3 separate regions of the Homo sapiens genome follow, and regions 2 and 3 are each linked to region 1. Evidence: chromatin loops called from intact Hi-C (ENCODE). Cell type or tissue: Panc1. All regions are shown on one strand. Each heading gives the region's core, and the rest is flanking DNA. Links, peaks and the distances in the headings are about the cores only. Region 1 overlaps EXOC6B (exocyst complex component 6B). Region 2 has its middle 220 kb from the start of CYP26B1. Region 3 overlaps EXOC6B (exocyst complex component 6B).

The links. Peaks named below come from ENCODE experiments on the same cell type or tissue, not always from the same donor. Only the 100,000 strongest peaks of a DNase experiment are listed, where the experiment ranks them.
Region 2: it touches region 1 in a loop (5-fold over the local background); 56 of 110 quality-filtered maps call a loop at or near these places.
Region 3: it touches region 1 in a loop (2.4-fold over the local background); 12 of 110 quality-filtered maps call a loop at or near these places.

The regions. Positions count from the first base shown.
Region 1 is chr2:72,741,356-72,751,601 of GRCh38, reverse strand. EXOC6B (exocyst complex component 6B) reads left to right here. Exons shown (of 22, transcript NM_015189.3): 2 at 10,133-10,246. Among named protein-coding and RNA genes, the nearest start is that of EXOC6B, 80 kb to the left of the region's middle. RefSeq lists an enhancer at 1-540. In Panc1, for the core only: CTCF peaks have their summits at 5,416 and 5,624 (motif pointing right); a DNase peak (open chromatin) is centred at 5,671; H3K27ac peaks cover 805 bases.
Region 2 is chr2:71,918,856-71,929,101 of GRCh38, reverse strand. No RefSeq gene overlaps it. Among named protein-coding and RNA genes, the nearest start is that of CYP26B1, 220 kb to the left of the region's middle. In Panc1, for the core only: CTCF peaks have their summits at 4,699 and 4,976 (motif pointing left); a DNase peak (open chromatin) is centred at 4,931.
Region 3 is chr2:72,609,489-72,619,734 of GRCh38, reverse strand. All of the region lies in intron 6 of EXOC6B (exocyst complex component 6B), which reads left to right. Among named protein-coding and RNA genes, the nearest start is that of EXOC6B, 210 kb to the left of the region's middle. In Panc1, for the core only: no CTCF peak of the experiment used is centred there; no DNase peak of the experiment used is centred there.

The DNA.
Region 1 (10,246 bases), core at 4,001-8,000:
ATTATCTATTTGTAAACCAAAAATAAAATTTTAAGGTGCCCCCACCATCTCAATGGACCCTTCCTCTCGGTCAAGGGCATTCCAGAGTTAACCTGAAAATCTAAGTCTGATGAGAAACATTTACAGTCTATTCTCTCTGCAGCCTGCTACTTGGCGGCTTCATCTGCATGATAAAACCTTGGTCTCTACAACCCCTTATTGTAACCCAGACATTCCTTTCTACTGATAATAACTCTTTCAGCCAGTTGCCAATCAGAAAAATTTTAAATCTACGTATGACCTGGAAGCCCTTCCCCACTTCAAATTGTCCTGCCCTTCCAGATCATACCAATCTAAATCTTACATGTATTGATTGATGTATTATGTCTTTCTAAAATGTATAATAGCAAGCTGTATCTCAATCAGCTTGGGCACATGTCATCAGGACCTCCTGAGGCTATGTCACAGGTGTGTTCTTAACCTTGGCAAAATAAACTCTGTAAGTTGACTGAGACCTGTCTCAGATATTTTGGGTTCATATATTCATTTTTGATAGTTTTTTTTTCTTTTCTTGGTAATTCCTTTTTATATTTCTTTAAACATCTTACACATTTATTTTTAATGTATACATATTAATTTTAAGCCATTGCAAGCCTGATTTTGCTATTTGTGTTTCTTCTGATTCTTGTTTTTATACTTTGTTTCCTTGTATGTTTTATGACTTTTGATACTTAAGTTCCAGTTCAATGGAGTATTATTTGTGAGAATTCCTAGAAGTATAGGTTAAGGTATATTTCTCTGGAGAAGATTTGCCTTTGCTTCAGTTGGTTATTTGAGGGTATTAACAACCATGCTGGGACTACTTTAAAAATAAATTGTCAGTTGAGATTTCTCAGACCACAGAAGATTGATAGTATGAGTGTAGACCTCCCTTCTGTGAGAAGGCTGGCATGTGCTTTCAAATTATCATGGGAGTTTTCTCCTTCCCTCACCCAGAGCTAACACCAGATAGGCAAGTTTACTTGCAGTCTCCCTTTATGAGGAAGTGTTTTTCTATTTTATCTTTTACTAATGATGTATTCTGGGGTATCTTCGCTTCATTCATTTGAAGGCCTCTGATTTGACTCCCCATCTTGTGTGGGCAATAGGCCATGTCTCTTTTTCTCTGTATGGCTATAAAATAGAAGCATTAGGTCAGAGGTGATTAGAGAGATTAGGTTAGAGGTGGTTAGAGGTGATTAGGAGTTTGATAGTAGAAATGTTTTTCACAGTGTATCCAATCTTCCATACGGTTCATGGAACTTCATCCTATTTTGCCTGCTTTGTTCTTTATTATGTTTTAGGATGGAAACTACTCTGATGCCTTTCCATCCATCCTCTTTCATGTACTTAATTGCTTATAGAGTTAAAGAGTTTTAAATTGTGGTCACTTTTGGCCATGGGGTATCAGCAAACAACCACTTACGGGTGAAATTGGACCAGGAGTTGAATGTGGTGTTGTTAGGTCTGGTTCTTTCTCAGAAAATTAGAAAAAAGTGTGTGTGTGTGTTTGTGTGTGTGTAGGTATGTGTGTGTGTGAGGTATGTATATGTATATATGTGTCACCCACATATATAGCATATATACTATATATAATACATGCATTTATATATATAGTATACATAACATATACATCTACAAATGAGGTTACTTACATTTATTAGGGTTTGATTCAGAGATTCTAGGAAACTTGCATGGTCTATTTTGTTAAGTCCACATTAAATCTACATGCATAAGTGGATCATGGCTATTCACTGCTGTGTTTCTACCATACTAGTGTTAACCATTATTGGTTTGTCTTTCTCTGTTAATAGCTTAATGATACCTATCATCAGAACCATAATGATAATTTTAAGTGTGGAGACCGAAGTGTTCCAAAAATTATTCATTTTTCTTTTTTCTCTCAGTAGAATCATGTTTCAATACTTAATACACAGTCTCTTAATATTTGCATATGTCTTCAGAGTAATTATTTAATTAAATATGTAGGGTGGTGCAAAAGTAATTGCAGTTTTGTGATTTTTTTAATGGCAAACATTAAAAGTAGTGGCAAAACTGCAATTACTTTCCGCTTTAATGGCAAAAATTAAAAGTAATGGCAAAACCGCAATTACTTTTGCACCACCCTGCTACTGAATATCTTTTGTAAAGAATCTGGAAGAGTTTTATCAACATGCCCTAGATTCAGACTCATTATGTTGATGATAGATACTAAGTGAACTGGTCATTTCATCTAGCTCCAACATCACATGTTTAAGTGTTAAACTTAACACACTGAATTACATGCAGTGAGACCAGAGCTAACCTACCAAGTGTATTATAACTCCTAAACAACTGTATTAGTACTCTGCTTTCAGCAGTTTTCTAGGTTAGAGTCAATAAGTATCACCAGGCTGTAGAGGTACTTTTTTATATCTTATCTTATAATTAGCAGCAACATTCATGATCTAACTTTTATCTGCCAGATTTCATGACCACCACTGAAAGATACAATGAAATAAAATCTTTTTGCACCTAACACAAATAGATACAAAGGACAAAGTGAAGCCACTAATAATCCTGTTTTGCCTTTATATCTTCAGTTACTGTTGGTGATTACTTGTTCTAATAGTGTGACATTATCATAGTAGCAATTATGGCAGTCTCTATGTTCTTAATTTGGAGTTTCCTTGTTTTCATTAGTTTATTTCCTAATAGTCTGTTGTTGATTTGACTGATGTTTTGGGACAATTCCCCCTTCTCCACTTTCCTGTGGTATTTAACCAAAACCAGGTTTTAGTAGGCCCTTTGGCTAGGTGTCAGTTGAAGCTGCTCCACCCTGCTTTTATTCCTCTGGAAATAGCCATCATTGGGGTTCCCTTCCTGCCTTGAGAGAAATCTGCATCACAGCATTCTTTTGGTTATATGGGCTATCTTTGTGTGAAGCCAGTTGGATACCTTGGTATCTTCAGAGCTGGAAAAAGGATTTGAATGTATTTGATCTCCTGTGGCAGTACAAAAATATTTGGGTATAGTGTTCAGTTAGAATTCATGTTAACTAGCATATGCTTCTCCTGTCATTGATGATGATCTGATTGATCTCCTTCATCGTTATGCACCCAGAGCATCCAGATTACAATACTAAGGTTGGAATTAAACTGATAGACAAACTGAAGTAAGGAGAAGGGACTTTAAACTCCTTTTGACCTCCTGCAGTTTCTCTTTCAACATCATGCACAAATCTGTTTTTCCACTTTATTTTTAACATTTGGAATAAACAAAAATACTAATGATGCTTTTATGGAGCTTAATGAGAAGAAAATGTTTGAGGAATAAAACCATGACAGAAGTTTAAAAACATATATATGAAAAAGAAAAGACCAGAATAAACTCTGGAATTTTTCCTTGAATTAATCAAAAACAAAAACCAAAATGTTCAGTTCATTGTGTCTTGAAGTTCTCCGTGGTTCTGAAAACATCTCAACAGAAATGCTTTGTATCATGGGATACACTTTTGCATCCACCTCTGAAACAACTAGAAATCCTCATCAGTTAGTCTCCTACCTTTTTCCATCTTCATCTTATATGGAGGACCTCCTCTGTGCCAGGCTGTGTGCCAGCAGGTAGAGATAAAATGGGTAAGACATAGTCTCTCCCCACAAGGAGATTAGCATTCTAGTATGGGGAGATTGGCAAGTGAATGGACAATCAGATATAGTTTAATAAATTCTGTAAAAATGATAATCACCGAGGAGGAGCACATAATAGAATCTATGTGATTAGGGAAGGTTTCCCAGAAAAGGTGCAAGCTGAAAATTGAGAGGCAAATGGGAGTTACTCTTAACTAAACTAGAAGCAAAAGGAGAAGAATGGCCTAGGTCCAGGGAACAAGATTGCTTTGTAAAGTGTGTAGACTCTGACTTGCTCTTGGTTGTTTCTTTGATTTGCTTGTTACCTTTGAAGACTGAACAATGTTGCATCATTTAGGATACTTTCCTTTGCAAGTAGCAGAATATCAAGGGAAAGTGGCTTAAACAATGGGAAATTTATTAAGTCATATAACATGATGTTTGGAGATAGGGCTGTTTCAGGATTGCATCACTATCAAAGAGCCGAGTGTTTTCCATTTTCCCCTTTGCCATTCTAAGATTTTTTGGGCAATATCTTCTTCCTTTTCAGAATGGTTACTGCATCCTCAAACATTATGCTTTCACAGGACAATGTCTAAGGCAGGAAAAGCAGTTTCTTTTCCTGAATGCTTCAGGAAAGAAAACCTTTTCTTGGATCCTCACTGCCAGATTTTCCTTCTCATTGGTGAGATAAGTGTGTCACTGACCACCATATATTAACTGGTCACTCACAAAGAGAATGCAATTACCATGATTGGTTTACAGACTAATTAATATTTATCCTTTGTGGTAGGACAGAAATATCAGAATGAATTGGGACTCTTCCAATAGGAGGAAGAAGAGAATAGTTGTGTAGGCACAACTAATAGGCAACTTACTCATCTTGAAGTAGAAGTTTGTCTCTCTCTCTCTCTTTTTAAACCACTTAGCTTTGTGTTGGGCTTCATATTGCATTAGCTTTTTCTGTTTTCTTTGGGGGTCAGGCCTAATTGTATCGTAGCAAGCAATTAATTTTGATTAAGGCATTTAACTTGCCTGGGCCTCAGTTTCCTTGAGTGTACAATGAGAGCTTTGTCTTCCATCTCTAAGACCTGTTTCAACTAACATTTTGGGGGCCCATGCCACCTGCTTGCTTTCCTTGTTCAAAGAGATAGACTGATGCAGTAGAGAGGACACTTTCTAGCTATGTGAAGTTGGCAAGTTGCTTCATCTTGGGTTACAGGTTTCTCATTTATAAAATGGGAATAATGTCTAATTTATAAGATGCATTGGATTTAAATGAAATAATGCTTATAACATTATTTTTCCTCCTTCTTTGACAAGCAAATTTGAATTAATATAGGCTCTAAGCAAGTGATATAATCCTGTAGTGGTTTGGTACAGGTGAATGGTAAATATTTGTTCAACAGAATTACTCAAGTGCCATTTTATAAATTAAGATCTCTTAATATGCACATGAAATTTAGGTGGGCTATGGATATAGTATCATTATGAAATCTAGAGCTATGCACCAGATAGTTATACGAGGATAAATAATTTACTTTTTGCACAAACCGGTGGTTTATTTGGGGGTTTTTGGAAACCAGACTCCACATGGCAGCATTTATTTAGTTGAGTCAAATTTAGGCTATAAAAAGTTTAGTTAATTTCCATATATTTCTTCTTGTTTGCCTTTTACTAAGTACTATAGTAAAGTATATACTTTACTAAGAATATTATTGAGATTATCACAAATAATTAAACTAGTGGTGCAGTTTATTCCATAGATTGTCTTGTTTAACTGCAACATAACCTGGACATGTCAAAAACCTATGCCTTTGTTCTCAAGATCCTGCTTTCTAATAGTAATGGAAATTTAAACATTAGAGTACCTTACATATCATTTAGTAATCAGCTATAAGTCTCTGACCAACAGGTATTATGGAATATAGTTTTTAGATTTTTAAGCGGTCCTGTTTACTTGTAAGGCCACATCATTTCAAGGAATGTTAGAAAAGGGCCATCACTAGATGGCAGTCTTTCTCTACCTTAAGGTATTAAAAGAAAAAAATGCCACACTTTGTTCGACTGCATTGTTGACTACTGATATTAGATTAGCTTCAGTAGTAAATTTCTGACCTTTTCAGTGTTTAAGTCTTGTTTATTTTTGTTTTTAGCCTTTTATATCTGATGGATATGTTGGTTAGCAAAGTGTTATATTTAAATGTGCTTGAAATGCTGATTCATGGTGAACTGTTAGGTAGTGATCAGTCATAATTGCCTCTTCCTTTGGTAGACAATTTGAAATAAAATCTTTAAATTTGTGGTTTTTAACCTATTTGGTAACCAGATGGAAACTATTGGAAACTTTTTTTCTTAAAAATGCATATATGTACATCTACCTATATATACAAAATCCACCTAGGATCTGGGAATCATGGATTTCCTGAAACATACCTATGGAACACAAAGTCTTTTAAATATAGTCTTTATCCCCTGTTTTAAATATGGGTGTTTTACGTTTTATTCTTTCTTTTTTTTTAATTCTCAAAATACTCTGGCGATCTACTGCAAACCTTTCATGTTATTCTGCATAATAATTAAAGAGAATATTACAATCATAATGGTCCTAAGATAGGAGTAACAGATGGAGAGTAGTGATAAGCAGGTAGAAACTTTATTAACTTGTGTTTTATTTTGTTTTTTAAAGAAATGGGATCTCACTATGTTGACCAGGCTGGTTTCAAGCTCCTGGCCTCAAAGCAATCCCTCTATCTTGGCCTCCCAAAGTGCTGGAATTACAGGTGTGGGCCACCACCCCTGATCCATTAACTTGTTTTGAACTACTGCCTATTTATACTATTCTACAAATGTATGATCTTAGCATTGTTGACTAAACTTGAAAGTGGAGGCGAACTGTAGATACTTAAAGCTAAGCTAGTACTTTTAAGAGAATTGTAATTGATTGCTTCCTATTTTCTAGATGAGAAAGTTGAGGGTCGGAGAGATTAACTGGATTGGCCAAAGACCTATATATAGCAAGCTAATTACAGTGCTAAGATGAAGGCCACATAGTCAGGCAGCTAAAATCCACATTTCCTTTCTTAGGTTTTTGATTTTTTTTTTCTTTAAATAGGAAGATCAGAGAGCCTAGGGAGGCATTATTAATATAAGTTCTGCATTTCTTAACTTTGGAATTTGCTTTTCTGTGAGGTTGTCTTTTGTGACGTTACCGTAGATCTCTGGAGGGAAGAAATGAAAAGAAGTTTTACCCAGTAGAATGAACTATACTTGCCATTTAACTTAGAAGTATATTGAGTCAAGTCAGGGTGTACTGAATTTGAAACCAAGAGATTGTCTACTATTGAATAATATATCAGCTTATGCAATTTATATTGAGGAGTTTTCGGTGATTCTTCACGTTCTCCAAGTGTCAAGGTAAATCAGTATCTTTACATGGAAACCTTTCTTTTCCTTTCCTTTGAAAGGGGGAAAAGTTAAGCTTATTTGAGATTACTTGAAATGTCAACGGTAGATTCTCTTATGTATTCCAAACAGCTTTTTCAGGCAAGTGGTTATTCTACAGTTTTCCTACTTGTCAAAGCAGAGATTGTTTATAATTTATTTGACAATCTCCCTTTATTTCAAAGGAAGGAGAATGAATCCAGATTGCTCTGCCTTTTCTGAAGTAAGTGTTCAGAATCTTGACTGGAAGCCAAACATGTACAGTCATATGTTGCTTAGCAGAGAGGATATGTTCTAAAAAATGTGTCATTAGGTGATTTTGTTGTTGTGTGAACATCATAGAGTATACTTACACAAGCCTAGATGGTATATAGTCTACTACACACCTAGGCTATATGGTATAGCCTATTGCTACTAGGCTGCAAACCTGTACAGTATGTTGCTGTACTTAATACTGTAGGCAGTTATAACATACTGGTAAGTATTTGTATATCTAAATGTAGAAAAGGTAATGTGTTGCACTACAATACAAAGCCTATGACTTCACTAGATAATACAGTGGGACCACCATTATATATGTGGTCCATCGTTAACTAAAACATTATTATGCAGTGCATGACTATTCCTTTCATCTATGGCTACTGCTGAGTTTTGGGTGGTAGAACTGACCTCCTGTGGGGGGTGTGGTTTCTGATCCAGAGGATCAGCATAGTGATCCAGTACCCAGAAAGGATTATAGAACCAGAAAATGTTGGCAATGAGCAAATGAGTATTTCTTGAACAAATGTCAGAAATCAAAGAGTCCTTAGAGATAGTGTTAGTCATTCTTTACTCAGTGAATGTTTACTTATTGTCTACTACCTGTCTGGCACTGTTATAGAGGTACAGTATGACAGACAAAATTCTTGCCCTTGAACTTACAATCTAGTTGAGGTGGGTTGTGGGGAGGCGGAGATAGACAACATATCATGGACGGTGAGGAGGAAGAGATTGTTCAAAGGTATAGGGGATGAGCATTACTAGTATAAGAACTGCAAAAACAAAATTCTTGAGGCGGGAAGAGGCTTTAAAAAAAGCCAGGGTAGCTGGAACTTAGAGGATGGAAGGGAATTTGGGTGGGAACTAGAGAAAGGAGAGAAATGAGGTTAGAGAGGTAATGTGAGGTTACATTATGTAGGGCCTTACAGGCAGCAGTAAAGAATCAAGATTTTAATTCTGATCATTTTTGTTACTGTGTGGAGTGTCTGTTTTGGGGCAGGGGGTGGAGTAGATGGAAAGTGCAGAATGGAGACTGTCAGGAGGCTGTTGCATTGGTCCATTGTGGTGGTAATGTAGATTTAGATCGTGTTTTAGTGGAAATGGTGGAATATGGTAAATGTTAAGACATGTTTCGGAGGTTGAGTTGTCAGGACTTATTAATGTATTGGATAGGGTATGTGATGGAAGGAGATAGATTAGGAGTCATTCCTAGATTTTTGGCTTGGGCAATTGTATAGTGTGCCTTTAGCTGTGATGGGATGGGTAGGCGGTTGGGAAATTTGAGGAGGAACAGGTATGGGAGTGGAGATACATTAGTAATAAATACTTTTTTTTCTACGTTAAATACTGAGATGGCTTTTAAAAACCCAATTGGAATTAAATAGTAGCTGGATATTAGAATCTAGTGCTCAGGGAAATGCTCTGAATTATAGATTAGGAAATCAGCACTACAGAGATGATATTTTAAAGCCATGGAATTAGATGGCTTCGCTTAATGAGAGAGCACAGGTGGAGAAGAGAAGAGATTTTAGGAATACTTCGGAATGTAATAGAGGAGGAGGAGCTGAGAATGGATATTGAGAAGGCACATCAGTGAGAGGTTAAGAAACATGTTAGTATGGTATCATTGAAGTCTACTGGAGAGAGTGTTTAAAGAAGGAGAGAATATAAAACCATATCAAATGCTGCTATTAGGTGGAGTACAATGAATACTTTAGTAAGGCAAAGAAGTGAGGAAGTGGAAGGGAGTTTTGCTGGGAAGGGAAGAGGGATGTGTAGTTAAGGGCAGGATTTAAAAAGACATGTATAGGCTGTGCTTGGTGGCTCATGCCTGTAATCTCAGCACTTTGGGAGGCAAAGGTGTGAGGACTGTCCAAGGCCAGGAGTTCAAGATCAACCTGGCCAACATATTGAGACTTCATCTTTTATTAAAAAAATAAAAACAATTATATTTAAATAAAAGTTATGTTTATATACACATGAGAATCATCTAGTAAAGAGGGAGAAATATATGTTACCAAGGAGGGATAAATGGGAAAACTTGCAGGAATAAAATTCTTGAGACAGCAAGAGGGACTGAATTGTAGATACGAGCTTGGAACACTTATTTTATCGTTACTGGTGGGTGGAGAGTAGGAGCTACAAATGTAAAGTAGACTGGTTGATTTTAATGAGGGAAGAGGAGGTAGTTCTTTGTGCCTGTTTTTTTCTGTAAAGTATATAGTCAGATCAGCAGCTGAGGCTGAAGGTATGAACATTTGAGGAGAGGACAAGGTAAGGTTCCCACACATAAGTACTTTAGAATACAAAGTGATTTTTCTGGGATGTGAGATGGGGGAATGGTTGTAGTAGAATTATCTAGCGATATTGACTGCCTAATTTAGATTTGTAGTTACATGGCTACCCTGAGTCTAGCCAGCACAGCTGTGTGTTTTTTCTCTAGCTGTGTTCAATTTCTTGAATATGCTCATGGAGCAATTGGATAGTTGAATTTAACTAAAATTGAGCTTTTCTAGACTAGTTAAATTGAAAAAGAAAGATACAAGGGAGTTGTAATTCAGTCTTTTAATTTTATGATGAGAATTTTGTGACAAATACTGTCAGGCAGTCAAATATTTTGGAATGAATAAGAAAGCAAAAGTTTCGATTTTCCTTAAAAATACTCATTTAACAATAAGGCATGTTAATATACAGTTGGATTATTTTGTGGCTTATGTGCCCTAAATTTGCTTCTGGATTTATAATTTTGTTTTTCCTTCTTAGAAGTAACCATGGTATAATCTTCGTGCCATTTTTTTTTAAAGGTCTGTTTATGATGGTGAAGAACATGGACGTTTCATGGAGAAGCTTGAAACTCGTATCCGTAATCACGACCGAGAAATTGAGAAAATGTGCAACTTTCATTACCAGGGCTTTGT
Region 2 (10,246 bases), core at 3,226-7,225, 820 kb after region 1:
CAACTTGGGTAGTCTCTGTGAGAATGGAATCAAAGGTTCCTTGAGGTGTGGGTGAGATTGAAGGGCACTGAATAAGGTTGGGCTGGGCATGTTTTGTGGTGGGTTGGTGTGTGTACAGGACTTGAAGGCCCAGTGTAGCTGGGGGTTCAATGTGGCTAGGGGATCGGTGAACCGTGGGCAAGCTTAGGGCTGCCATCAGAGTGCCCTCTCTTTAAGTGGAGGGGCAGTGAGGTTTGGCACGGGGTGTTCTGCTTGTAGCCAGGTTGAGCATTAGTGTGACATTTGGCTTCAGGGTTGACATGTCTTTGTTAGGTAGACTTGGGCTGGAGGTTAGGGCATGGATGGGGTTTGAAGATCAGTGTAAGCTTGAGACACTGAGGGTTGGTCTGAGGTGAAGTTTGGTGAATCAGCTTTGGTAAGGCTTGGTAAGTCTTCGTATGAGGTGAAGTTCTAGAGTTAAGGGTGTGGCCTTGTTTTAAGGTCTTGGGTTGGCTGGGATTGAGGTCATTGTTTGGTTAAGGTTCATGGAGTCAGTGAGTGTTTAGCTTGGGGTGTCTGTGCCAGGGGCTCTAATTAGGGGGGTTAGGATCCATGGGAGGCTGGAGATGGGAGTGACAGGCCATGATTGAGATTGGGGTCGGCCTGTGGTTGGGCAGCTGGCAAACAGCTGGGGCTTGGTGGATCAGTGTCTTCTAGAATTGAGAGGGTTTGCGTGTGTGTTGTCTGGGACAGGGAGCCGGTGTGTATTAGGGGTTGGGGCATCGCCATGTGTGACTGAGTTCAGAGAGAAACACGTGGCTAAATGTTCCAATGTGGTTGTGTCTTGGGCCAGTGTGTGGTTAGGGATGAAACTGAGGCATCAGTGTGTAGTTGGAATTGGGGGATCAGCATGATTTGGGGTCACTTGTGATTGAGGATTCGAGGTGCAGCTGTGCTTGCAGTGTGAGGGTGTTTGCTTATTGTGTTCATAGGTTTGAGGGTCAGGGTACAGCCAGATTTGGGGTAGGCAGTGTGTGTTTGGGGATTAGGTAGTGAGTGTTTGAGGTTCAGTTGGAGGGGTTAGGGTATGGATGAAGTTGGGGAAAGGGTGCATGAGGAGTCTCTCAAGGATGACTCCTAGAGGAAGGAAGTCTCATAAACAGACACTTGGAGGCTGAGTCAGAATGAGCCAACAACCTGGGCCAGGGTTCCACATGCAGAGGGGTTGGAGGTCACTGTCGCTGTGACACAAGGGTGAGAATGGGCTGTAGGAATTGGTGGAAAGGGAGTTTATGGAGTCAGTACTTGGTTTCGAGTGGGAAGTCCTGGGAACGGACCTTCTTAAATGGGGCTTCTTAGGGAATGCAGAAACCAGGGGACCCAATGATCGAACTTACTTGAATATTTGGGCAAAAACAGTGCAGCAAATGCTACTGCCCACACACCCTTGGTCCTCACCATCCTTAATATGCTGACAGCTTTGTGCCGCAGCACCTGTGACTCTGTCTGAGGGTGTTGGCTGGGGGAGCAGGCTCAGTCCGCACTGAGCAAGCCGGAACGGCCTGATGCCAATGCCCAGCGATAGGCCAACACGAAGACAGGCAGGAATTGGTAGATAAATACCCCGGCTGCAGGGCCTTAGCCTGCCTGAGTGCCTTGCCTGCAATCGTCTCTTGCTCATTTATCTACCTGGGGTGGGCTTCCTTCCTTCCCCAGCTCACAGCGCCACTGCCTTGTGTTGTTTCCTGGGATCACAGCCCCAAGTACAAGGACTTGCTCTCACACCCTTGTCTCAGGCTTCCTCCCGGGAACCTAACCTCAGAAAGACACTTCAGTGGTAAAGCTAACAAAGACAGACTGTGGAGCATGAATTCCACATGACTCCTGGAGATAAAGCAAAAGCCCTGACAGAGAGCACGAGCCTCTGAAGTGGGGGCTCCCTGCCTTAGCTCACTAGTAGGGGCTTCCATTTGGGAACCCCAGCTGAGCTAGAGGGCAGGGGAGGTGCGGGGTACCTCCTGGAGGTCAGCCTCCTGGGTACAGACAGGGTGGAGGAGGGTGGGGCATAAGTCTAAAGGGGCAAAACAGCAGGTACTGAGCACTGCTGTGCACTCGGGGTTGGGAAATCGGCATGTGGCCAGGGGTGTAGTAAGTGGGTCGCTGGCATTCAGGTTCCTCAGCTTGTTTCTTCTATTGTAGTATCAGCATGGAATTGAGCTGGCTTAGCTTTGAGGTTGTTCTTGTCCTAATGACTTTGTGGGGATCAATGTGCCGTTGCTATGGGCGGCCAGAGTAGCCCAGTTGTGGTCACTGCATGGTGGGTGACCCTATTAAATCATGCTTGGGGTTGGGGATTATCCCATGGAACTGATGTTAGGCGTCGACAGTGGTCATGGATTTCCCTGGTGGGAGGGCATGTAATTGGTTTGGGAGTACAGTGAGTCACTGGTTAGGGGTCAATATTTGAAACAGTTAGAATGGGGATCGAGATTTATCCAAGGGAGCTGACAATCTGTATAGTACCTTTGCATGGATTTTTTAAAAGGCCCCTCTCTGGACAGAAGCAGCCCTGTCCCTGTGGGATAGGCATGGTACATCAGGTGCAGGTTAGATTTCAGCCTCCACTTGTCCTCTCATCTGGGTGCCTTTGGGCAGTGACCAACCTGCACTACTGTACACGTCAGCCCTGGGAGCGGTTGGGGTCTCTAGCAGGGTGTCCTCACTAACCCAGCCTCAGCGGTGCCCACGTCCTCCAGCCCTCTCCACAGTTGTTGCCTCCAGCTGTCCTGTTCTTTCACAAGGAGCCTGGGTGGGTTTCTGCAGCATGAGCCTCTGCACTCTGTAAGGCTTGGGAGCTGGCTTCCTGGAGTGAGGGTCAGGGTCAGGGTTCGAGTCCTGGCCACGTCGTATATGTGTCAGAATGAGCAATGCCTTTTTAGGTCACATATACTTTGGACTTCAACACTGCTTTATGTAGGCCGTAAAATTAATAGGTGGGAACTAGATTTATGGGCCCCGCTGGGCTGTTCTTTGCTTGTTAGGTTAAACACACTGATTTCCTGGTACAAAAGTGCTTGTTAAAATAATCTCCCCCAGCATGTTCAGAGGGGACATATCTGTCTTTTGAGGGGGTTGGGAGAAGATCGCGGCGCCCCATCCCCACCACCCCTGCTGGCCCACCTGTCATGGCCTCCCCCAGCCCCAGCTGGGTGTATGATGGAATGAATGATCATGTTTCTGGGTGTGAGTGGGGGGCCTAGGGAAGGAACGCACCTCTGTGCAGATAGCACCAGAGCCAGATGCACCCTCGTGTCAACCCCCATCCACCCTGAAGAGCCACTGGCCTTAGTTCCTGCCATATCTCGAGAAGGAGGGCTAGAATCAGAGGGAGGTGTGTGTGCGGGAGGCACAGTGTGGCTGGAGGGGAGCCAGAGGATGTCCTAGCTGTCGCTTCTGAAGACTTGGAAGTCAGAAATGGAGGCGGAGAGGAGGCACAGGCCCTGCTGCCTGAATGCCTCAGCTTCTTCCAGCTCTGCACGCCCTCAGGTGACCCTGTGCTTGCAGATACACGGGGCTCCTCCTCATCTCCCACAGTGCCTGAGGCAGGCATCCTCCCTGAATGACTCACCCCTCCCGGGGGGCAGAGACTGTCTTGCCACCTCCTGCCCTGGTGGGGTACCCTTTCTTCCCCTGGGGGTATGTCTGGTGGAGTCACAAGAGGGCTGGATTTTGCAGAGCTTGTCAGGAACTTCTGACAAGAACCAGGTTGCTCACAGACGTTCTGGGCAGAGCAGGGGCCGGAGCATGTTGGGTCCAGTTGAGGGGAAGACAGTGCTCTGAGCAACTGCAGAGACACCCCTACAGTGCAGGAAGAAAAGCCCAGGCTGGACCAACTCAAGAAGCGTGGTTGGCACTTAGTGGGCCCATGAGATGCTGGTTGAATGACCGTGTGCTGATGGAGTGCTTGGTGCCATCTGCTTGCTTGTTTAAATCCAGCTCGTTTTGAAACCCTCTGAAGGTGATGTTTCCCAGTCCTTGAGCCCATGGCAGTGCCTGGTTCCATGGAATTCCAGGGTGCTCACTGAGCTCCTTTCCTCCCTGCTCGTGTTTTTTCAGGCATCATGGCCTGTTAATCTCCATGGCTTGTCAGTGTTTCCCTCCTAGGCTGCACTCCTCACCCTCCTCTGTCAGCCAAACTGCTCAGTCTTGGAAACTCACTTCAAGACTGCTCCTCTAGGCTCCCATTGCCTTTTGTATTTGATATTTGCTGTCATTTTGGTAAAACACATGATCTACTCCATGCCTAATTCTCTACATGTGTTCTCACATTTCATCCTCATGAGGTCAATATTATACCCAATTATAGATGGATGAAAAAACTGAGGCCCTCTGACATCAATGAACATACCCAAGGCCACCCAGCCAGCAAGTGGAGGAGCCAGGCTTTGAGTCCGGGTCTGAGGACTCTGGTCATTGCTCAGCCCCACCACCTGCTGCCCTGCATGTACCTATTGTCAATCATTATGAGGCTTAGAATCATTGATTTGTAAAACCCAAATCAGCTGGCTGGGCCCCAGGAGCAAGGATATTGTCTAGATCTCTTTTGAGTCCCTAGCCCAGTGCAATGCTAAATGCATGGTAGAAATGCAGTATCTGCCTATCAGTTGAGTTATGATGTTACAACTACAGAGACTTAGGCCTGGGTTTAGACTGCCTGGTAAGAATCTTGGTTCCAGTATTTCCTGCCTCTGAGGCCTTGAGCAACGTACTAAACCCTTCTCTTACTAAACCCTTACTAAACCCTTCTCATGTGGAAAATGAGGCTAATAATAGTACCTATCTCAAAGAGTTGTCGTGCAGCTTCAATGAAATGCTCTGTATAATATGTTTACGACAATGCCTGGAATACACGCTAAGAGCTCAGCATCTCTACTTTCTATCACTATCCTAACCGACTTGACGCTCTTCTTGTTCTGAAATACTGCCACCTGCTGGTAGGTTCCAGGTGCAACCACCACATGCCATTAGTGCCCAGAGCAGCTGCGCCTCAACTGGCTCCCACCTGATCCCTCCATTTGGACCATCCTCCTCCCCTCCACCATAAGCCTTGCTGCTCCTCTCCTTCCAGACCCTGCACACAGCACCTCCTTCTGGGAGCTTCCTTGAGTATCAACCCTGCACAACAGTGAGCACAGAGCCATGTCTAGCTTTCTTTCCCCCTCTGTGCTCCCATCCCCTGACTATTTATTTGGTTGCATGACTTTTAGAGCCAGGATGATGTAGATTTGGACTCTGGTGCCAACACTTAGTAGCTGTGTGATATGGGAAAAATTACTGAACCTCTCTGAGCTCCACGGTTGAAGGACCCCCAGTAAACAGTTCTGTTATTATTCATCCATCTACCCTCTTGTTTCAGTCAGCCTCTGGTGTCCCCCTCAGCTTCCCACAGAGCACTGCTTGCCTTCTGGTTCCCAACTGCATACACCCTCTTAGCAAGTTCTGAAGATTTGTCCCTCCAGTAACCACGGGGCAAAGGGAACAACGCAAGGAAGGGGTTGCCCCGAAGTCAAAGCCCATTGTAATGGTCACATGGAAGGACCTAGGTCCTCACTCTTTTAGTTCCATTCTTGGTTCCCATGTGTTTCATCTTAGGCCTTGCTTGGAGGGGACCCAAACTTCCTGTCTCTCCTGACCACACCCCATGCTCTCCCAACACAGCAAGTTGGAGGAGCTTGGCTTACTCCAACTCCTTCTGGAGGGGGATCTCATGGGGACTGATCTGTAAGCATGGGGGCTGGACCACAAAGTTCTCCAAGGTCTTTTCTAGCTCTGGCATGCTTTGTATCTGAGTCAACCATATTTTGGCTTAATGACTTCCAAATGTCTGCCTGGGAGAACTTGCCTTTGCACCAGTAGCTGACACCACCCCACACAGACCCATGAAAATTTGCCAAGCCCCAAAGATGGGAACTAGGTGTCCTGCTCTTGAGGGAAGACTGACTTCTCTTTCAAATCCAATCCAAGAAGGTCCGAGGCTGAGAAATAACTTAGGTTCTGACTCTGGGTGGGAGACAGTCCTGGGCAACAAGGCAACTGCTCATCTCTCCCATCACTTATCTCTAAGATGAGCACAGCATCCTACTGTGATGGAGGCCTCTGCAGGCCCCTGAAATGCACCACCCATGCCTGTGATCTCACCATGAGCCTCCCTCTTTTGGGTTCAGCATTTGCTTTACAAGTTCATTTTAAACATAGCTTTGGCCCAGGAAGGGTGGCATGTTTTGTGCCTGTCCCTCAGGGATGTGTGAGTTTTCCAGACCCTCGCAGGCAGCCTGGGAGTTCTCAAAGAGGCAGAAGGCGGTGAGGGAGGGCTCCAAGGGGGCCGAGGCTGGGGAGCAGACACTCAGACAGCCTTCACTGTGGTGCAGAGCCTGCCCACAGGCCTGGTGGATTAGAAGGGGTATTTGGTGAGTCCACAACCAGCCCGCGGCGGCAGGGAGCTTTGCTCAGACTTTGTAGACCATCCAATGGCCTCTTTCAAAACAGGATTTTGATGAGTTAAGTGTAAATGAATCAGAAACACATGGGTTGGATTTCCCTCCAAATGCAATGGGGTTTGAATACAGCCCAGGGAGAGAAAAGGGGGTCTGGGAAGGAAAGACGTGGCTTAATCAAACAGGTCTTTTCTTATTTCTATTAACTGTTGCCACCACTGCCTCATGACTCCATGTCCTTTATCATCTGGCCACCCCATCCTCAGGAGTGGGAGACCTGGGTCTTTGCTGCCTGTGCCCAGCTGAGGACCCAGGGCCAGCCCTAGTGGCATCAGACTCAGGGGGAGCTAGACTTTCCTAGACTCTCTCCGGCTGCCATCCAGCATGCCTGGCAGAGGCACTGGAAGGCTTTTCTCTGGAGACAGTGCTTCTGCTCATCCTAGACTCCTGAGGTGGGGGGACTGGAGAGAAGAGGGTAGAGCTGGGGGGGTGCAAGTCCTCCTTAGGGTGACATACTTGTTTTACAGGGACTAAGCTCTGGTCTTGGAATGTAATGTCTCTTGAGTATGCAACTTTTGAGACAAGACTGTGTCTTCAGCTATTTAAACCACATATATGATTTCTTCATTATAAACATCATACTCTTTGTCTTTTGTACAAATCTAAAAGCATAGAGAAGCAAAATAAAAGAAAAGCTACCTATAACTCCCACTCAGAGGTAACTTGTTAACATTTTGGTACAATTGCTTCTAGGCCTATGTTGTGTGTGTGTGTGTGTGTGTGTGTGTAAGTACAGATTTAAAGCCATGCAGAATAGAAAACAGTAAAGTGTAATGGTTAGAGTTTTGAGTCTAGTAGACTACGTGAGTTCAAATCTCAGCCCCACCACTTACTTGCTGGCATGTTTCATCAACTTCCTAAACCTCCGGTCCCTCATCTGAAATTGACAAAACAATAACAGCAATAATGATATAGTAGTTGCCAGGATGAAACGGTGTAACACATAGAAAGTATCTAGAGGGCTGCCTATTGTGCAGTGGCCAGTCCATAGTTGTGAGCTATTAGTGTTTCTATTTTTCCTATTCTGACATAAACATCTCCCTGGGTCATTAACATTTTCTATAACATAATTGGATGCCTGCCTTCTTGTCTGCCGAACTTTTATTTTAAATGTCTATTATAAATAACATGGGTAATAAACATCCCTCTGAATGTTAAGATGGGAAAGCTTGAATCTGAGTTTTTCCCACACAAATTTGTTTTTGTGTGAGTTTATTTGCATGGAAGGAATTAACATGGAGAATATTTATGCTTGTGAACTTGGGGAGAACTAGATGATTTCTATTCCTATAGCTTTGCCTTTTCCAGAATGTCAAATGTATTAGCCCATTCTCACATTGCTGTAAAGAACTACCTGAGACTGGGGAATTTATAAATAAAAGAGGTTTAATTGACTCATGGTTCTGCAGTCTGTACAGGAAACGTGGCTGGGGAGGCCTCAGGACACTTATATTAATGGCAGAAGGCAAAGGGGAAGCAAGCACATCCTATGTGGCTGGAGAAGGAGGAAGAGAGAGCAGGGGGAGGTACCACACTTTTTTTTTTTTTTTTTTTTGACGGTGTCTTGCTCTTGCTGCTCAGGCTAGAGTGCTATGGCGCAATCTCTGCTCACTGCAACCTCTGCCTCCCAGGTTCAAGCAATTCTCCTGCCTCAGCCTTCCAAGTAGCTGGAATTAAAGGCACTCACCACCACGCCCAGCTAATTTTTTGTATTTTTAGTAGAGATGGGGTTTCGCCATGTTGGCCAGGTGGGTCTCGAACTCCTGACCTCAGGTGATCCACCCACCTCAGCCTCCCAAAGGGCTGGGATTACAGGCGTGAGCCACCATGCCTGGCCTAGGTATCACACTTTTAAACAACCAGATCTCGTGAGAACTCACACACTAGCACGAGAACAGCAAGGGGGAGGTCTGCCCTCATGATCCAATCACCTCCTACCAGGTCCCTTCTCCAACACTGGGGATTAGAATTTGACATGAGATTTGGGTGGGGACACAAATGCGAACCATATCATCAAATAAGTGGAATCAGATAGCATGTAGCTTTTCATGTGTGGCTTCTCTCGCTTTGTATATAATGCTTTTGAGATTCATTCATGTTGTTGCATGTATCAATACAATCATCCCTTGGCATCCCTAGAAGATTGCTTCAGGATCCCCCATGGGTATCAAAATCCATGGATGCTCAAGTCCCTGATATAAAATGAGGTAGTATTTGCATTTAAGCTATGCACATTCTCCCATATACTCTAAATCATCTCTAAATTACTTATACCAAATACAATGTAAATGCTATGTAATATATTGTATCATTTAGGGAATAATGATAAGAAAAAAGTCTGTAAATGTTCAGTACAGATGCAACCATCTATTTTTCTTTCCAAATATTTTCAGTCCATAGTTGATTGAATCCACAGATGCAGAACCATGATTAAGAAGGGACAACTATATTGCATTCCTTTTTATTGCTGTGTAGTATTCCATTGTATAGATATAATTTGTATATCCATTCACTAGTTGATAAACTTTTGGGTTACTTCCAGTTTGGGACTATTATGAATAAAACTCATGAAAATTTACATACCACTCATTTGGGTGAACATATGTTTTTATTTTTCTTGGGTAAATTCCTAGGAGTAGAATTACTGAGTCATGTGTATATAGTAAGAGTATGTTTAACTTTATAAGAAACTGCCAAACTGTTTTCATAAGAGGCTGTACTATTTTGCATTTCCACTGGCAATGTTTGAAAGTTCCAATTACTCACATCCCTCAGTAGCATTTGGTATTGTCAACTTTTTTAACATTAGCCATTTTAGGGGTGTAGTGGTATCACATTGTGGTTTTAATTTATATTTTTCCTAATGATTAATGGTGTTGAGCATCCTTTCATGTGCTTATTTGCTATCCATGTATCCTCTTTGGTTAAGTGTTTAAATCATTTGTACATTTTTAAATTGGGCTAATTGTCTTCCTATTAAGTTCTAAGAGTTACTTTTATATTTTGCATGCAAATTCTTTATTACATCTGTGTTTTAAAATATTTTCTCCCAAATGTGTTGTGTCTTTTTGTTTTTTAAAATTGTGTTTTTTGAAAAGCAGAAGTTTTTATTTCAAGGAAGCCCAATTTATCAATTTTTTTTCTTGAATGAATTATGATTTTTAGGTCATAGCTTTGCCAAACCCCAAGTCAAAAAGATTTCTTCCAAAGTATTTTTCTACAGGTTTTATAGTTTTAGAATTTACCTTAATGTATATGGTACATTTGTAGTTAATTTTTGTATAGAGTAAGGTATAGACTGAAATTTTTTTTTCCTGTGATGTCCAATTACTTTAGCACCATTTGTTGAAAAGAGTATGCTTTTTCTAGTGAATTGTTTTTTATCCTTTGTCAAAAATCAATAAGCCATATATGTGAGGGTCCATTTCTAGATTCTAGTGTGTCCTATTGATCTTAGTACCTATCATTTTACCAGTACCACAGTCTTAAAATCAGGTAGTCTGAGTCTTTCAGCTTTGTTTTTCAAAATTATTTTGACTATTCTAGTTCTCTTGCTTTTCCATATAAATGTTAGGGTTAGCATGTCAATTTCTACCAAAAAACCCACTGAATTTTTATTGGGATTTCATTGAAACTATAGATCAATATGGGGAAAGTTTGGGGTTTTTGGCAGTTTGACTATATGTAATATGTCAGATTTTATTTCTTTTTTG
Region 3 (10,246 bases), core at 2,854-6,853, 130 kb after region 1:
ACTTACCCTTTTCATAGGAGCCATTAGAGGTATTCAGGTATCATTCAGGGCTTCCAGATTTCCCCCTCTTCAATCTCGACTTTGGTGCTGACTCTCTCACTATTCTTGATGTTTTCTCTTCAAAGATCTGCCCAAATTATGGTGGTTTATTCCATACTTTGGTCTGTCTTCTTGGTAGTGGTGTTTCCTGGCTGCCTTTTATCTGCCATCCTGTTCTCCCTCCTCCTCATTCTTTTTAAAATACACTTAATTTTCTACTGTATTATAAGTTACTCATATGTTATCCTGTCTATGAATGTCTCAAATTTTTTTCTCTTTTTCCATTTTTTTAATGGATGGACAATCCATGGGAAATGCTGCCATGAACAATCTTTATTTTTGTAATTAGGTATAATGCTTTTGCCAGTAAAACAATATAAGAAAACCCAACTCGACTCTTTTAATCAAAAAAGGAAATGATTGGGTCATTGTTTCATACAGGAAGATGTGATCTATGTTGGTTTGATCCAGTGGGTCCAACTTAATCTCTCTCTCTCTCTCTCTCTCTCTCTCTCTGGCTGTGTATTTCTCTGTCTTTGTTCTTAGGCTGGCTTTCCATGTGGTAGGAGAATGGCTGTAACATTTCCAGGTCTCGTAGCTGCAACCTCAAGAAGAGCTTTTCTGTTGTTCAACAGCTTTTCTGTTGGCTTTCCTTTAAGAGCAACAAAGCTTCTCTTCCAGTTGTTCATTAGCAACACTATTTTACTCGGTTGGCCTAGATTAAGTCACATGCTAATTCCTAAATCAGTTCCTGTTATCAAGGGAATTTCAGTTGCTAATTGGCTGAGACTTGGGTCTCAGAACCAATGAGTATGGTAAGGAGTTGGGATTACCTTTGTACTTAGCAGGGTGCTGAGAGTAGGGTTAGTTTCCAGAATTACCCTGGTTGAATGGAAGAGGATGAAATCTTAATTGAGAATTTCAGGTTAAGAAGGGGATGAGTGTAGAGGAATGGATGTAGGTTAAGCAAGCAGCAACATGTACCACATCCATCTTTTTTTCCATTCATGTTAATATTTCCTTGATAGACATGGTATTGCAGGCTCATAAGGAATGCTTTAATAGGCACTAACGAATTGCTGTGAAAGACAAATACATTAGACAGATGATTTTATTCAGGCTATTACAATAGGGAGAATGTTCATTAATGAAGAATATCTCAAGAAGGGAAATCTTGGGGTGCTATATGAAAAAAGGAGTCATTGAAGAAGGGTATAGGTGGGTCTTATTTTGGAATATGTGAAGATGTCATTGTCCTTTGTGGTTAGCTTTTTCTCAGAACACAATAATATGAAGGGATTTCTTTTCTTTTCTTTTCTTTTTTTTGAGATGGAGTTTCACTCTCGTCACCCAGGCTGGAGTGCAATGGTGCGATTTCGGCTTACTGCAACCTCCGCCTCCTGGGTTCAAACGATTCTCCTGTCTCAGCCTCCCAAGTGGCTGAGATTACAGGCATCTGCCACCAAGTCCAGCTAATTTTTGTATTTTTAGTAGAGACAGGGTTTCACCATGTTGGCCAGACTGGTCTTGAACTCCTGACCTCAGGTGATCCACCCCCCTCTATCTCCCAAAGTGCTGGGATTACAGGTGTGAGCCATTGGACCTGGCCGAAGGGATTTCTTAATCTTTCCTCTTTTCTAGGAGTGGAGGGCTCAGGTAAATTTCAACATTATCAGTCCCCACTTTTAGTCAAGATGAACTTACTGAACAACTAAGATGTCTTACTGAACAACTAAGAGGCAATCATAGACCTCCCGAATGGGGTGAAACAGGGTCTAAAAAAATAGTCTCTCATGAATTGTTTTTTTGTATTATTCCTGTAAAACTTGTTGAACCATCTGTTGAGAGTCTGTAGCAAAGATTAGAACTCTACAGGGTCTTGGCCGGGCGCGGTGGCTCAAGCCTGTAATCCTAGCACTTTGGGCGGCTGAGGCAGGCTGATCACTTGAGGTTGGGAATTTGAGACCACTGTGGCCAACCTGCTGAAACCCCATCTCTACAAAAAATACAAAAATTAGCAGGGCATGGTGTGGTGGGCACCTGTAATCTGGAGGTGGAGGCAGGAGAATTGCTTGAACCTGGGCAGTGGAGGTTTCAGTGAGCTGAGATCGCGCCTTTGCACTCCAGCCTGGGTGACAGAGCAAGACTCCTGCCTCAAAAAAAAAAAAAAAAAAAAAAGAAAAAAGATTTGAGCTTTGGGGACCCTCTGCCTAGATTTCAGAGAAAGTATGAAAATACCTGGATGCCCAGGCAGAAGTTTGCTGCAGGGGTGGGTCCCTCATGGAGAACCTCTGCTAAGGCAGTGTGGAAGGGAAATGTGGGGTCAGAGCCCCCACACAGAGTCCCTACTGGGACACCACCTAGTGGAGCTGTGAGAAAAGGGCCACCATCCTCCAGACCCCAGAATTGTGGATCCACCCACAGCTTGCACCATGCTCCTAGAAAAGCCACAGACACTCAACACCAGCCTGTGAAAGCAGCCAGGAGGGGGGCTATACCCTGCAAAGCCACAGAGGTGGAGCTGCCCAAGGCCGTGGGAGCCCACTTCTGGCATTAGAGTGACCTGGATGCGAGACATGGAGTCAAAGGAGATCATTTTGGAGCTTTAAGATTTGACTGCCCCACTGGATTTTGTGTTTGCATGGAGTCTGTAGCCTCTTTGTTTTGGCCAATTTCTCTCATTTGGAATGGCTGTATTCACCCAATGCCTGTATCCCCACTGTATCTAGGAAGTAACTAACTTGCTTTTGATTTTATGGGCTCATAGGCAGGAGGGACTTGCCTTGTCTCAGATGAGATTTTGGCCAGTGGACTTTTGAGTTAATGCTGAAATGAGTAAAGACTTTGGGAGACTGTTGGGAAGGCATGATTGGTTTTGAAATGTGAAGACATGAAATTTGGGAGGGGCTGGATTGGAATGATATGGTTTGGCTCTGTGTCCCCACCCAGATCTCATCTTGTAGCCTCCATAATTCCCATGTGTTGTGGGAGGGACTCGGTGGGGGATAATTGAATCATGGAGGCGGGTCTTTCCCATGCTGTTCTCTTGATAGTGAGTAAGTCTCACAAGATCTGATGGTTTTAAAAACTAGAGCTTCCCTGCACAAGCTCTCTCTTTGCCTGCTGCCATCCATGTAAGACGTGACTTGTTCCTTCTTGCCTTCAGCAATGAATGTGAAGCCTCCCCAGCCATGGAAACAGACTAATACACTGTAGTTATGTGAATTTATTTCTGAGTTCTCTGTTCTGTTCCAGTAGTCTGTGTATTTGTTTTTATGCACATACCCTGCTCACTTGGTTACTATAGCTTAGTAGTATATTTTGAAGTTAGGTAGTGTCATGTCTCCAGCTTTTGTTCTTTTTGCTCAGGTTTGCTTTGACTATTAAGGTCTTTTTTTTGCTCTTATATGAATTTCAGAATTTTTTTTTCTATTTTTGTGAAGAATGTCATTGGTATTTTGATACAGACTGCATTAAATCTCTAGGTCACTTTGGGTAGTACGTCCATTTTAACAATATTAATCCATGAACATGGGATATCTTTTATTTGTATCTTCTTCATCTTCTTTCATTGGTGTCTTCTAGTTTTCAACATATAGATTTTGACTCTTTTCTAATAATACTTAAACATTTTGTATAGCTGTATAAAGGTATTTTTATATGCTTATTTTATAAGCTTTTTTCTATTTTTAAAATTTGTGTTTATTTTGGTTTACATTGAAAAATTTTAAAAACCTAAGACACAAACATGTATATTAGTATGGGCCTACATAGGGTCAGGATCATCAAGATTGCTGTTTTCCACCTTCACATTTTGTTTCACTGGAAGGTCTTTGAGGAAATAACATGTATGATGTCTTCTATAATAACCATGCCTTCTTCTGGAATACCTCCTGAAGGACTTGCCTGAGGCTGCTTTACAGTTAACTGATTTTTTAAAATAAGTAGGACTATACTCTAAAATAATGATAAAAAGTATAGTATAGTACATCCATTAACCAGTAATGTGGTTCTTTATTATCATTATTAAACATTACATACTATACATAATTGTTTGTGCTTTACTTTTATGTGCCTGGCCACACAGTGGTTTTTTTTTTTTTTTTTAATATCAGCATTACCGCAAACGTGATTAATGTGTTAGAGTCACTTCTATTTTCTGTATGTTACTTTCTTTTTTTGACCATAAATGTTACTTGACCATGTGACAGCCCTGGAGTAGCTCTGAACCTATTCTGGTTTGGGGGTTAGGCCGATAATGCAATTTGTTCTTTGCTCAGTTGAACTCTGTTAATTTTAATTCGTCTAAAATTTTCCTTCTAACAAACTGAAGTTGGACTTTTGAAGATGGCATAGTCCTAGAAATGAGAAATAGTAATGTAAGATTCATGACCTGAAAGTTGCATAGTATGATTTCATATATAAAATTATTTATATAATAGTTGATATGTATATTATATCAGTGTGTTTACTTTCACTTTTTGTTTTATTTATATTGAAGCTTTGTTATTAGATGTCTGAATCTTAATATTAGATGGTCTTTATCTCTAGTACAACCTTATGAAGTCTTAGATATGAGCACAGCTTTTCCAGCATCTTGTTTTTGTTTTTCTTTCCTTACCTCCTCCCTCCCCCATTTAAATATTTTGTTCTGCTCTGCACCAAGGGAAGCTTCCTTGCATTCCTCTCTAGTTGGAGATTTAGTTATGGTATATTCTTACTTCTATGGTGTAGTCTGTTGGAGCTCTGTGTGGCAGGGAATTTCTTATAAGACTCCTGAGGATCATCTTGGATGGAGTTTTCACTTCTGCCCTCCTCTTTTCAAGCTCCAAAGTGAACCCCTCTTTCTGGATTGTAATTGGCAAATGCCCTCAGTTCAGGATTGTCTTTAGTGTTTTAGTATTCTCCCTACTTCTTTGGGTATGAGCTTTCTCCTAGAATTTGTCCTTGTAGTTCTGCAGTAGTTTATTAGCATTTCAGTGCTTTTGACTTTATGTTTTGAATATTTTAGCTAACGTTTTTACTTGTTTTAAGCAGAAGTGCTGGTTTGAGTAACCTAGCTCTCCATTACTAGAAATATAATTAATTACTCTTATGATTTGTTGTTGTTATTATTTGGAAGTTCCAAAGTTTATTTGGAAGTTTATTTGTTGATGCTATGGTCCTTCTGAGAAAATTTGTATTAGCGTCAGTCAGGTGATTGGGAGGTGGGGACCACTGATTACTTGAGTCCAATTTAAATTAAATTCTTAAGTTAGTGTTTCTTGAGCTCCAGATCCATATACAGGCTGTTCAGTGTCCATAAATGCTTAAGGAAATTCCCCTCTTTATCTCCTGGTTCCCTGCCCTGCCCCTGTTTCATGAAGAGTCATTGTCAAAGCAGTCATGTGTCTGTACACTATGATTTTGTGGGATATATATTCTCTACTTCATTTTTTATTAAATGTCTAGTCCTTTTGTTGTTAGTGCCTTTCTAACAGCATTTCCAGTTTGATCCCTTGCCTTGCATAAGCCAGAGGCGCTAATTCCTATTCCCTTTGTGTATTCATTAAAAATGAAGCTCTAGGCCAAGAGTTGACAAACCGTTTTTCCATAAACGGCCAGATAGAGAATGTTTTAGACTTTACAGATCATATAGTCTCTGTTACCACTATCCAACTGTGCTTTTGTGGTTTGTGGAAAGCAGCTGTAGATAATACTAACATGAATGAACATGGCTGTGTTGCAAAAAAAATTTATTTTTATACACTGAAATTTGAATTTCATAGAATTTTCATTTGTCAAGACAACTTTTTTATTTTCAATCATTTAAGGATTTAAAAACTAAGCTTACTGACTATAGGCCAGATTTGGCTTGTGGGCCATAGTTTCCTGACCCCAGCTATAGGCCACTAAGATATTTTTTCTCCACGATCCTCTAATTTTGGACCTTTTAGATTTTTTTTTTTTTGCTTCCATGCATGCTTACATATGAAATTCAAGTGTCTTTCTGTTTATCCAGTACTTTGTGTATTTTGCAGTGGGAAGATTTCAATATATATGTTGCTAGTTTCATAATCTGTTTTATCATTTGATATTAAGTAATATTTGGTGAAATATGAAGAAAAAATGGCAAACCATTCCTTATTTTAGATTTTATGACCCTGTCTGATTTATACTTTGTTTTTGTATAACTATAAGAGTCTATGCATATTATTTTTGTTCTGTATTTTTGTTTAAAGTTTTTGGGCTTTTTATTGCATTTTCACAGTCTCCATATTATTTTAATGAATATATAATATTTTTCATTAATTCAATTAACTTCCTTATCTGGGCATTGGAGTTTTCCCCCCAGTTTTTTATTGTTGTTGTTTATTATAACTGACTATAGGCTTAAAAAAAGTGAAAATAGTTTTTGTTTCCTTTCTTGTTTCATTTTGTTAAGATAGTTTACAAACATTTAAAGGATGATTATGACCCTGTTTGAAGACAAGATCTTGTTTTATTACTTTTTTCACTCCAAATGAACTCCACCCAGCAAATGCCTGCTTAATAAAATGTTTTGTTATATGAACACTGATCATTAAGTCAAAAAATACATCGAAATATTTAACTCTGATTTTATCATCATTAAAATATCTTCAGTTGTTTATCCTTAGACTTTTTACGCCCTTATAATGATGCAATGATTCCTCTCTCACCCATCCCAGAAAATTGAAGCTGACATTTGTTGTAGCTTAAAAAAACCCCAAATGCTACTGAGCTAGCTGCATGATTTTCTTAAAAATGTATTTTGTTCTTTAAAGACATCCAATAAGAAACTTTTTTGAGTACAGACATCAGTTCTGTAATGTTTGGAATGCATACATGTGCTTACAAGAGAAAACTTGAAACAGTGGGGCTTAAACAAATACGGAGTTTATTTTGTCTTGTAAGGAAGTATAGGGAGGTAGGCAGTCATCTAGGGCTGATGAAGCAGTAGTATGATGCTAGTTGGGTCCCAGGCCTCTTCTGTCTTTCTGCTCAGGCACGCAAATCCAGTTGTAGCTTTTAACCTGATGCTTTATCCTCCCATAATTTTAAGATGGTGGTTCTATCTCTAGCAAGAAGAAAAGGAGAAAACAGGAAGCAAAAGCTGAGTTGTCTTTCCCCTTTTGAAGAGCATTCGTAGAAACCTCACCTGATGACTTTTGTATACATCTCAAAATGTGATTTTTTTTTTTACTTAAGCGCACTGCCACTTCTAGCAAGATTGGAATTCTGTTATTATGGGAGAAGGAGGGAATTGATAATGGATAGGCAAAGACCAGCATCTGCCTCACTTAGGATACTACCTTTATACAAACTTTAAAGGAGAATCATAGAATTGAAGTTTTTGCTGCTAAGGCACAGTAGTGTTTATCATACTTGGTGCACCAAGATGATTTTTTCTTTTTTTTTTTGAGACAGAGTCTCGCTCTGTTGCCCAGGCTGGAGTGCAGTGGTGTGATCTCAGCTCACTGCAACCTCTGCCTCCTGAGCTCAAACCATTCTCGTGCCTCAGCCTTCCGAGTAGCTGGGACTACAGGTGTGCTCCTCCACGCCTGGCTAATTTTTAAATTTTTAGTAGAGACAGTTTTTGCCATGTTGCCCAGGCTAGTCTACGGCCTCAAGTGATCCACCCGCCTCAGGCTTCCAAAGTGCTGGGATTACAGGCGTGGGCCACCACGCCTGGCCCCAAGATGATAATTTTTAATGTGAAATATTTATTGTTTAATTTATAGTCTTCTTTCTATGCTTTTTTGTCAGTATAGTTGTGTATGTACGTTTTATAAGATTTAGATCATACTATGTATATGGTTTTTAATTCTGATTTTTACATTTAAACTGTTATATAAAATAAACTTTTATCATATAATTTCTTTATTTCTGACAGCTTCAGAACTATGTCCCATGATGTAGTTGTACCTTAGTTTGTTTACCAACTCTCCTACTGTTAAACATTTAGCTAGACTATTTATTTATTTATTTATTTATGCAACTATGATTTGGGGGAAGAAATTTTAGATTCACAGAAAAATTTCAAAGATAATATGAAGTGTTCCTATATCCTCCTCAACCAGTTCCCATATTGTTAACATCTTACATTTACATTTGTCAAAACTGAGAAATTAGTACTGGCACATCACTACTAACTAAAGTCTAGATTCATTTGTATTTCACCAGTTTTTCTACTAATACTCTCTTTTTGTTTCAGGATCCAGTCCAGGGTAGCACATTATTTAGTTATCATGTCTTGTCAGTCTCTTTAGGTCTGTAATGGTTTCTAAATCTTTCCTTGTTTTTCATGACCTTGACAAGCCTTTTTTTGTTTTTTTTTTTGAGACAGTCTTGCTCTTTTCCTGGGACTGGAGTGCAGTGGCACGATCTCGGCTCGCTGCCGCCTCCTGGGTTCAAGTGATTCTCGTGCCTCAGCCTCATGAGTAGCTGGGATTATAGGCATGTGCCACCATGCCCGGCTAATTTTTTGTATTTTTTAGTAGAGACGCGGTTTTGCTATTTGGCCAGGCTGGTCTTGAACTCCTGTCCTCATGTGATCCACCTGCCTTGGCTTTCCAAAGTGCTGGGATTACAGGTGTGAGCCACCACACCTGGCCACCTTAACAAGTCTTGGGAGGTACTGGTGCATGTCTCCCACTCTGGGTTTATCTGGTGCTTTTCTTATTATTAGAGTGGGATATGGATTTTTGAAAAGGATACCACAGAAATGAAGTGCCCTTTTAATCATATCACATCAGGGAATTCATGATATCTACATGACATCACTCACTGGTGATGTGAACTTTCATCACAAGGAAGGTGGTGTTTGTCAGGTTTCTTCACTGCGGAGTTTTCCGTTTTTGGCTTTATTCCTTGAAAGTGGACCGCTAAATGCAGCCCATGCTTAAGGTGGTGGCATGGGGCATGGTGGTGGAGGGTATTAAATTTCACCTCTTGGCTGTGGTATCTATGTAAACTATTTGGCATTCCTCTGTAAGGAAGATTTGTCTCTTCTCTCCCCACCTTACCCCACCTCTTATTAATTTATTGATTTGCTCCTTTGTTTATATCAGTATGGACCCACTAATATCTTATACTTTGAGTTTTAATACAATACTATGTTATTTATTTTGTTGCTCAGATTGGGAGTTCTTTCAGGCTACCTTCTATGTCCCTTAATGTACCCCCATATTTTTATATTTTCAGCAATTACTTAATCCCTGTCCCAGTCCAAGAATCATCCATTTTCTTTTCCATGTAGCACTAAACACTGCGTTAATGGAGAATGGTATTTAGAAACCAAGATCTGGTTGCTGGGAGTACTTGGTTCTACTGAGGTGTCACTGCTTCTGTTAGATTGGTGCAAAAGTAATTGTGGTTTTGCTATTTTAATAGTTCTCTTCAATGGATAGCGCAAAGTAATTTATGTTATGCCAACCTATGTATACACACTATGTATATACTTTTAGTTTTTTATATCTTTTAAATGGTTTGACTGTTTATATTTCTGATAATATGCTTTGTTCTGAGATTGATTTGCTTAATATTAAGATAGCCATACCCACTTGAAGCACTTACTTTAATATTTAATATAGTACCCATAGTATTATAGACCTCTGCCAGCAACAGTTTCTCTGTGTTCGTTCACCTAAGGATGTGTTTATTCCATCTTTATTTTCAAAGGCTATCTTCACCAGATCAAGATTCTGTTAATTTTTTTCTTCAGCACTTTAAACATGTCATTTTATTGTCTACTGATTTCATTGTTTCTGATGTTAGTTGTATTCAAATTGTTTTTTCCCTAAATATAATGTGTCTAATTTTTCTTGCTGTTCTTAATGTTTTCCCTTTATTACTTGCACAGAGTTGACTAAGTATGAGGCTTTTTCTATGTGTGTGTGCATGTGCATTAGTTTTTATATTTCTTGTTGTTTATTGATCTTCTTGGACCTCTAGTTTGAAATCTTTTATCAGTTTTGGAAAACTTTTGGCCAGTATCTCCTCAAATATTTTTTTCTACTTTATCTTTTGTTCTTTTCCTTCTGGGAATCCAATTATACTTTTATCATACTCCTAGATATTAATGAAGGGGCTCCTGATCCTTTTTTCTGCACTTCAATAGTTTGGACTTACTAATGCTTTCTTCTGGTTTGTTTAGTCTACTTTTTTTTTTTTAATTATTTTTATTTTTTATTGATCATTCTTGGGT